Linked DNA regions of Homo sapiens: region 2 is linked to region 1. The links are chromatin loops, found by intact Hi-C in ENCODE. Cell type or tissue: heart right ventricle. All regions are shown on one strand. Region 1 has its middle 400 kb from the start of CT66. Region 2 overlaps AUTS2 (activator of transcription and developmental regulator AUTS2).

Evidence for each region. Peaks named below come from ENCODE experiments on the same cell type or tissue, not always from the same donor. Only the 100,000 strongest peaks of a DNase experiment are listed, where the experiment ranks them.
Region 2: a loop joins it to region 1, with 21 times the contacts of the local background. A loop is called at or near these places in 1 of 110 quality-filtered maps.

The regions. Positions count from the first base shown.
Region 1 is chr7:69,191,297-69,195,296 of GRCh38, forward strand. No RefSeq gene overlaps it. Among named protein-coding and RNA genes, the nearest start is that of CT66, 400 kb to the right of the region's middle. In heart right ventricle, no CTCF peak of the experiment used is centred here; no DNase peak of the experiment used is centred here.
Region 2 is chr7:69,812,841-69,816,840 of GRCh38, forward strand. The region is part of intron 1 of AUTS2 (activator of transcription and developmental regulator AUTS2); the gene reads left to right. Among named protein-coding and RNA genes, the nearest start is that of AUTS2, 220 kb to the left of the region's middle. In heart right ventricle, no CTCF peak of the experiment used is centred here; no DNase peak of the experiment used is centred here; H3K27ac peaks cover 489 bases.

The DNA.
Region 1 (4,000 bases):
GCATCTCAAATCTCTTCCACTTAGCCTTCCATTCTCTGTCTCTCTTCTCTCTCTCTGTCACTCACTTCTCATCATTCATTAACTCATCTCAAGTTTTCCTAGTAAAGCCTCCAAGAAAGAAAGCAAAAGCAGAAGCTACCAACCCTCTTTAGATCACGCCCAGGATTGCTTGAGGATAACTTGAGCCCAGGAGCTCAAGACCAGCCTGGGCAATATAGCAAGACTCCAGTGCTATGAAAAATAGTTAAAAAAAAAATTAGCCAGGCATAGTGGTGTACGCCTGTAGTCCCAGCTACTTGGGAGGCTGAGGTGGGAGGATCACTTGAACCCAACAGTTGGACAACCTACACAGCATCATTTCCACTGCATTCTATCAGTCACAGCAAGTTGCAAGTCAGCCAAGATTGAAGGGGAGGAGACTGCCCACTCCTGGCTGGGTGGAGCCACATGGGTACACAGAGAAGGCAGGAACTGTTGGGTTTTTTTGCATCTTTGGATGCAATCTACCATAAAGAGCACATGGTCACTATTTGCTGAGTGAATGCAGGAGAGTTCACAAAGGCATAAAAGTAGAAAGAAAACTGAGCAAGAGAAAGGCAATGCCCTGAAGGATACTTCCTAGCTTATCACATGGAAGGCAAGGTCTGTGCGAGTTGTCTGCAGTAGGAAGGGCCCAGTGAAGCCACAGAAGAGAACAGGTTCCCACTGAGTATGGAAAGAACATGAAACAAATAAGAAATACGGTCAATGAAACTATCTGGGGAGGGAGGAGCTGCAGGGGTGAGGTGGAGGGGAAATTAGACTGGATCTATACAGCAAGAAACTCCAACTCTCTCTGAAAAAGTGCAAAAACCACATTTCAGGTGTACCAGCTTTTTTTAGAAGTTGTCTAGAAGGTTTTCCAGCTTTCACCCAAACGCACCTCCCACACACACACAAAAATAGACTTCATAAGTTAATGGCAGACAAGAGCTAGCAAGGATTGATGGGGAGGCAAAGCAATGAACTGTTATGAGTATCTGCAGCATCTGACTGAGTGTATTGAATGGCCTTCTACGGTACTAGTCATGTGTCAGACCAGACACCTGATCTCAGTGGATATGCCTCCTCAGGCTGTGAGTTCTGTTATGACAGCATCTGACCCAGGCTGGTTAGTTTATATGCTTGGAAGTACTTGTTACAATCCAAGGCAGAAATACGATAGTCTTCAACAACAAACAACAGAGCATTATCTTCCAATGGTACATGTAGGTTGCAATGAACAAAGCCAGCAACTCAGTAAGTGAAATGACTAGAAGAAAATAGTTCCTATTTATTATTTCATTGAATCCTCTGAAGAAGTTGAAATTTACCCATTTCATAGAAGAGAAAACTGACCCTTCATGGTGGCTCACGCCTGTAATCTCAGTGCTTTGGGAAGCCAAGATGGGAGGACTGCTTGAGGCCAGGAGTTCAAGACCAGCCTGGGCAACATAGTGAGACCCCAGATCCACAAAAAAATTAGAAATAAGCCAGCTACTTGGGAGGCTGAGGCAGGAGGATGGCTTGGGCCCAGGAGTTGAAGGCTGCAGTGAGCTATGATTGCACCACTGCACTCCAACCTGGGTGTCAGAGTGAGACCCTGTCTCTAAAAAGCAGAATAGGAAACTGAGGCTTCAAGATAAAGAATTCCCCCACATTCATGCAGCTAACATGTGGAGAAGGTAGGATTTATACCCAGCTTTGCTATAGCCTGTAACATGTCATGCTGCTTCCTGGTAGGATACAGAAATTTCTATATAAAGAAAAAATCAATTAAAAAAAAGAAAGAAATTTCATTTATCTGGAAAAATTTGTCTGAAAATATGGCCGGGCACAGTGGCTCACGCCTGTAATCCTAGCACTTTGGGAGCTGACTTTGCCCTGTCACTCTATCCTGCTGTGTTTACATCATCCTAATGGCTCAGAATTTAGGTGGCAGTTACTTGTGCAACACTGGTGGGAATGTAAAATGGCACAGCCACTACAGAAACCAGCATGGCAGTTCCTCAAAAAATTAGAAAAAAATTACCATGTGATCCATCAATTCCACTTCTGGGTATATACCCAAAAGAATTGAAAGCAATGTCTGAAAGAGATATTCGTACCCCCATGTTCACACCAGCATTATTCGCAGCAGCCAAAGCATGGAAGCAACTCAAGTGGATCCAACCAATGGATGAATGGATAAACAGAGGGTTGTTGGAATGCAGTATAGACATTTATGTGTATACTCTGATTATAAGTATATAAAATAACTGCATAGAGACCAACTGGAAGAGAATTTAAAACCGAAAATTGTTACCATAGAAGGGTGGTAGAATTATCAGTGACTTTTTTTCTTTTTGAAAATATTTTATTTAAATCATAGATTAAACATTATTATCAGAATGATTTAAGATCCAGGAAGCATCTCGAAATGTATTATTACTTTCCATCATAAACCCAGTTTTCAGAGATTTATAACTCAGACCTTTCTATATGTATGAGTCATAAACAGAGAGAGAAGAAGAGAGAGAAAGAGAGAGGAAGGGTGGGAAAGAGAGAATGGTCAAGCAAATGTATGCCTTAAAAGATTGATTGGTTGATTGATTAATATTTCAAATACCCTGCCCTAGACTGAGTTAGGAAATGCATAGAAGCACAAAAATGTAATAACAGGGAAAATAGTTTGAGGGTTCTGCAAGAAGTTTAAACACACAATTACCATAAAACCCAGTGATTTCACTCCTAAGCATATTCCCAGAAGCATTTTAAACACGTAGCCAAGCAAAAACTTGTACACGTGTGTTCATAGCAGCACCATTACCAAAAGGTGGAAACAACCCAAATGTCAATTAACCGATGAATGGATAAACCAAACATGGTATAACCATACAATGGAATATTATTCAGCCATAAAAAGGAATGAAGTTCTGATACGTGGAACAACATGAATGAACCTTGAAAACACCATGCTAAGTGCATGAAGCTAGACACAAAAGGCCACGTATTGTACGATTCCACTTAAAGGAAATATCAAAAATAGGCAAATCAATAGATAGATGAAAAGTAAATTAATGGTTACCAGGCACCAGAAGAAGAAATAAAGGGGGCGTGACCGCTTAATAGATAGGCAGGAGGTCTCCCTTAGAGGGGATGAAAATGTTTGGTGATAGACAGTGATAGTGATAGTGATAGACAGTTTTGTAACAGATAGTGACAGGGATAGTGACAGTTTGGTGATGGTGGTGATAGACAGCGGTGATAGTTGCACAACGTTATGAATGTACTAAATGTCACTGCATCTACACTTTTAAATGGCTAAAATGGTGAAATTTATATGATGTATACTTTACTACTTTTTTTTTTAAGTGCAACACTAGGTTCATGACCTCAAGTTCATGGCCTCATAGCCAGGAAGTAGGCACCCATGCTGAAAGACAAGAGTAGTGGCCATGTTCATGTCCACAATGCCCAGCATAATTCTTGGAATATTATAGGGACTGGAAAGATGGGACAAAGGGAAGAACTATGGGAGGGGAGGGAGAGGGGAATGGGATAGGGGAGCCTGGCATACCTGAATTGAATTAAGTACCTTATACAAAATGTACCCTAGAGCCACATATTCCTTCTGAATAGTTTCAAGATTGTGTTCACATCTCCTGCTTAAAAAGAATGCCCTCGTTAAAGTCATAATGAGCTGCAGCCATACTCCACTCCTGAAAGTGCTGGTCACTTGATTTGAATAGATAAATTGCTTTTCCCCAGAAGCACGCAGGACAACATATAAAATGTAATTGTCAATACTAGTCCATGAGGAGTTTAAGGGACACATCCTGGAGGGGCATGTAAGCTTTTTAGACAGTCTCTAATAAAGTAGAAAGAGTGCAGGTGTAGGCCAGGCATGGTGGTTCACACCTGTAATCCCAACATTTTGGGAGGCCGTGGTGGGCAGATCATGAGGTCAGGAGATTGAGACCATCCTGGCCAACAGGGTGAA
Region 2 (4,000 bases), 620 kb after region 1:
CTGGTCTGAGTTGCCATCATGTTTCACCTGGACTGCCTCAGTAGCCTCCCACCTGACCTCTTTGCTCCTACTTTGCCTCCCTGCAGAGTGTTCTTCACTCAGCAACCAGAGTGGCCCTTTTAAAATGTACTTTAGATCATATCACTCCTCAGTTCAAAATCCTCCAGAGTGCCTCCCATTTCACTAAGAATGCAATTCAAAGACCTTACTTACCATGGCCTACAAGACACTGCACGGTCTAGTGCCTGCTATCTCTCACCCCATCTCCTACTATCCCCTTAGATTAATCCTCTCTGACCCTTCAGCTTGCTTGCTGTTCTTGAACCTGGTCAAGCATTTCCCAACTCAGAGTCTTTGCATTATTGTTCTCTTAGCCTGGAACATTTGGTCCCAGATATAAACACATGGTTCATACTCTCACTTCCTTCAGGCCCCTGAGTGTCACCTTGTTGGGGAGGTCCTGTCCACCTGTATTTCTATTGCTGGAGCAAGCACTTAGGAAGTCTTTGTTGGAATTGTGAATAAGCATTGCCCAGAGATTCTAGCACATTTGGAAAAAGAGAGTGTGGTTTAGAAGGACAGTGGCTCTGGAGTTGGAGCAGTTGGGCACTGCTGGGTTTGCCTGCCCCCCATTGGATAGATGGCTGATGTTGGGAAAATTATTTAACCTTTCTAAGCCTAGGTTTCTCTACTAGTTAAATGAGATTATGTCTATCTCTCAGAATCGTTGTGAAGAGTAAGTCAGATAATGACTGCAAAGTGCTTGGCAATGAGTCTTGTACACATACTGGGAGGCTTCCTAAATACCACTTCTCACAAATCCTACTTCCTGCTTGTGAAATCATGTTATATGGAAGAAGGGGAGTGTCTGAAAATGGTTTGAATCTTGTGTGTAATTCTCAAGTACCAGCAAGTAGTTGTGATTATATTTAAAGCACCTAGCCCTGTGCTTGGCATATGGCAGGCCTTAATAAATACCCAAGTCTTCCTGCTTTTAATCATCAGACTTAGACTCTGGGTGTGAACTAAGGTAGCTCTGTGGGCACACAGGGATTTTGGTAAACAGAAAAAGAAGTCAGCAGCTGAGGTAGGGGTGGTTCACAGTCTTGCTTGTGGTTCAACAGGGACTGCATTTATGAAAATGGCAAGTGAGCCCAGGGCAATTGGAACTTTGGGCCTTGCCAGCAAGTGTGGTATTTCAGTTTACATCCTCAGAGTAAGTACAATTTCACCATTATTCCATTGAGGCTCTCCTTGCCAAGAAAAACCCATTGTAAATTTCTGGTTTAAAGGTTCTGCAGTTTTAGGGAGTTGTACTTTTTGTTGCTTTAACATTTTCTTGGCACCACACATTTTAAGCTGCACTGGCTTACCTTGTAAATAGTATACACATTTTGTGAAAAGCTGAACCACGTCATTTGTTTTCCTATGTTCCTTATGGGAAATGGTGATGCTTCTGCCCCACTAGTTCCCCTGGGTTTCTGATCAGGCAGTTTGGAGTGAGAAAATGAGACTGAGACAAAATATAGATTGTCAGCAAGAGATTGGAGCTGTATTCACAAAAGCACTTTGTGGACATGGTAGAGCCAGGCAGGAGAGAAAAGTCTGTGGCCGGCAGGGTGTCTGTGTGACGTGGACCCATTGTGTGTATGGGCTCCTCCCGCTGTACCAGTGGCCAGCTCCCAGCCAGGCCACCCGGGCGAGGGCCTCTGAAGCAGAGAGCCCTGCACAGTCTGGAGCCGCTCTAACCCAGTGTACTGAATAGGACTCCAAAGAATAGGAGCTGTGTTCCCTTTGTCACCTGCAACCCTGCTTTCAGCCTGCACAGTGAATGTGCACTTGGGGGCTGAATTGGCACTTGGAAAAATCTGCAGGAACTTTGTGTGTGCACAGCGTGTGCCCAGCGGTATGGGCGAATGGAGCGTGCACGCTGGAGATGTCTGGGGGCTGGGTGCTTGCAGAGGAGGGCTGACCTCTTTATGCTGCAGGGTTTGCCAAGAATGCTCCGCCCTTGACAGTGTTGTGGCCAACAGAAAAGCATTCGTGGCATCTTAATGAAAGGCAGCAGTTCCTTTTTTCAAGAATGATAGGCATTCTTTTCTTGAGCGAGGTCCCCATTTAGGGATGGAGAGAGAAGCCAATTATTTTTCAGTTAAAATTTATTTTTTAAAATAGTGATGCCTCAGTTGTAAATTACCCTGGCTTTGCCATGAAGACATTTACAGCTAGCCTTCTGACTTGGTTTTAAGTTGCTGCCTTGTAGAATAATAAAATAGTAGCCCAAACTGTGATAAGGCATCAAAGACTTTCATATCCTATCTGTGTAGCTGATGTGCGTTGCTCCATAGCTAGAAAATGGATATATTTTCTGAAAGGGAATGGGTGTATTTCCCTTTACCTTGCAGCTTGCACATAATCGAACACTTCTTTTATTGAAATTGGGGGTTTTCTCCCTTGGACTTAATAAGGAGATATAGATATCTATATATCTATATATCTATATCTCCTTAAGAGGGAGTTTCATAAGTTCAAAAGTTGTCAGGTTGAAAGGATTGAGGTATTGGAAACAACAATCTTAAAGTTACCTTTGGAATGATAGATCTTTGAAAAAAACAGGTAGTTTATAGTACATTGGAGGAAATGCTCTGTTGTTTTGCATCTTCTCCAGGCCTCTTTATGACTACTTTTTTTTTGAGATGGAGTCTCACTCTGTCGCCAGACTGGAGTGCAGTGGCATGATCTCAGCTCACTGCAACCTCCGCCTCCCAGGTTCAAGTGATTCTCCTGCCTCAGCCTCCCAAGTAGCTGAGACTACAGGCACATGCCACCATGCCCAGCTAATTTTTGTATTTTTAGTAGAGACAGGGTTTCACCATGTTGGCCAGGCTGGTCTCGAACCCTTGACCTCGTGATCCACCTGCCTTGGCCTCCCAAAGTGCTGGGATTACAGGTGTGACTACTTTTTTAAATGCTTCAATGAAACTTAACATGATGACCTACACATTTCAGCTGCGCATATGTTCTACCTGTTAATGGTGAGATACAACAGAGCCATCTTTGACTACTTCACGCTGTTTACTCTAAGAGGCCTGTATCATTAGATGACTTCCTGTTGGAAGCAGTAATTTGTGTTTGGACTTGGGTGACTGTCAGTATGAATCTAGCCAAGAAAGGTCATGTCACCTGCTACACAGTTTGCTAGAGGGAATACAGGCCAAGCCTTTTGCCTCTGAAATCAAAGTACTGTAGAAGGTGTAATAGAAATGATGCCTAGGTTTGTGTATTCAGGGCCTGAGTTTCTGATTAAAGCTGTTAACAATGGGGGCAAGCTTTCCCCGTGGGAGACAGGCTTCTTGGATCTAAACCTTTCTGACATCTCAAAGCTTTATTTCCTGATGATTTCTAAAAGGGAAGGAGCCAGCCCCTTGAAATTAAAATATCGACTTACATTCCGTTCTCCCCAGACGGAAGAATATTAGCAGATTGAATCAGTTGGGGTTAGTACTTTCTTTTATGTGTTAAACTCAGTTATTCTGGCTAAGATCAGATTTTTGTCTAGGACGGAGCTGAAACACATGCGGAATCTTGTTGGTTGAGGGCTGGAAACGAAGGTTGGCTTCACACAGGTTGCTTCTCCAAACCGTAGGTAAGCTCTTCGGCCCCGTGCACAGCATTCACAGCTGCTGTCTGCTGCGCTTTCTTGCTCCATCCTGTCTAGTCTCAGAAGTTTCATGGTACTAATATCTTGGATCCTTACAAAGGACTGACTTTTGACCCAGTTGACTGATAACTATAGAGTACTTTACAGTTTACCAAGAGCTTTCCTTCATGTTTGCTCTTTACATCAAAATTACAAGATGGGTTTTATTATCCACATTCTTTTTGTAGATATGAGGGCCAGAGAGGTTATGAGTTAGCCAAAGTCTATCCAGTAATTGACAGAGCCAAGATTCTAGGCTGGGACATCTGATTCCAAATCTACTGCTCTTCATGCTCCTTT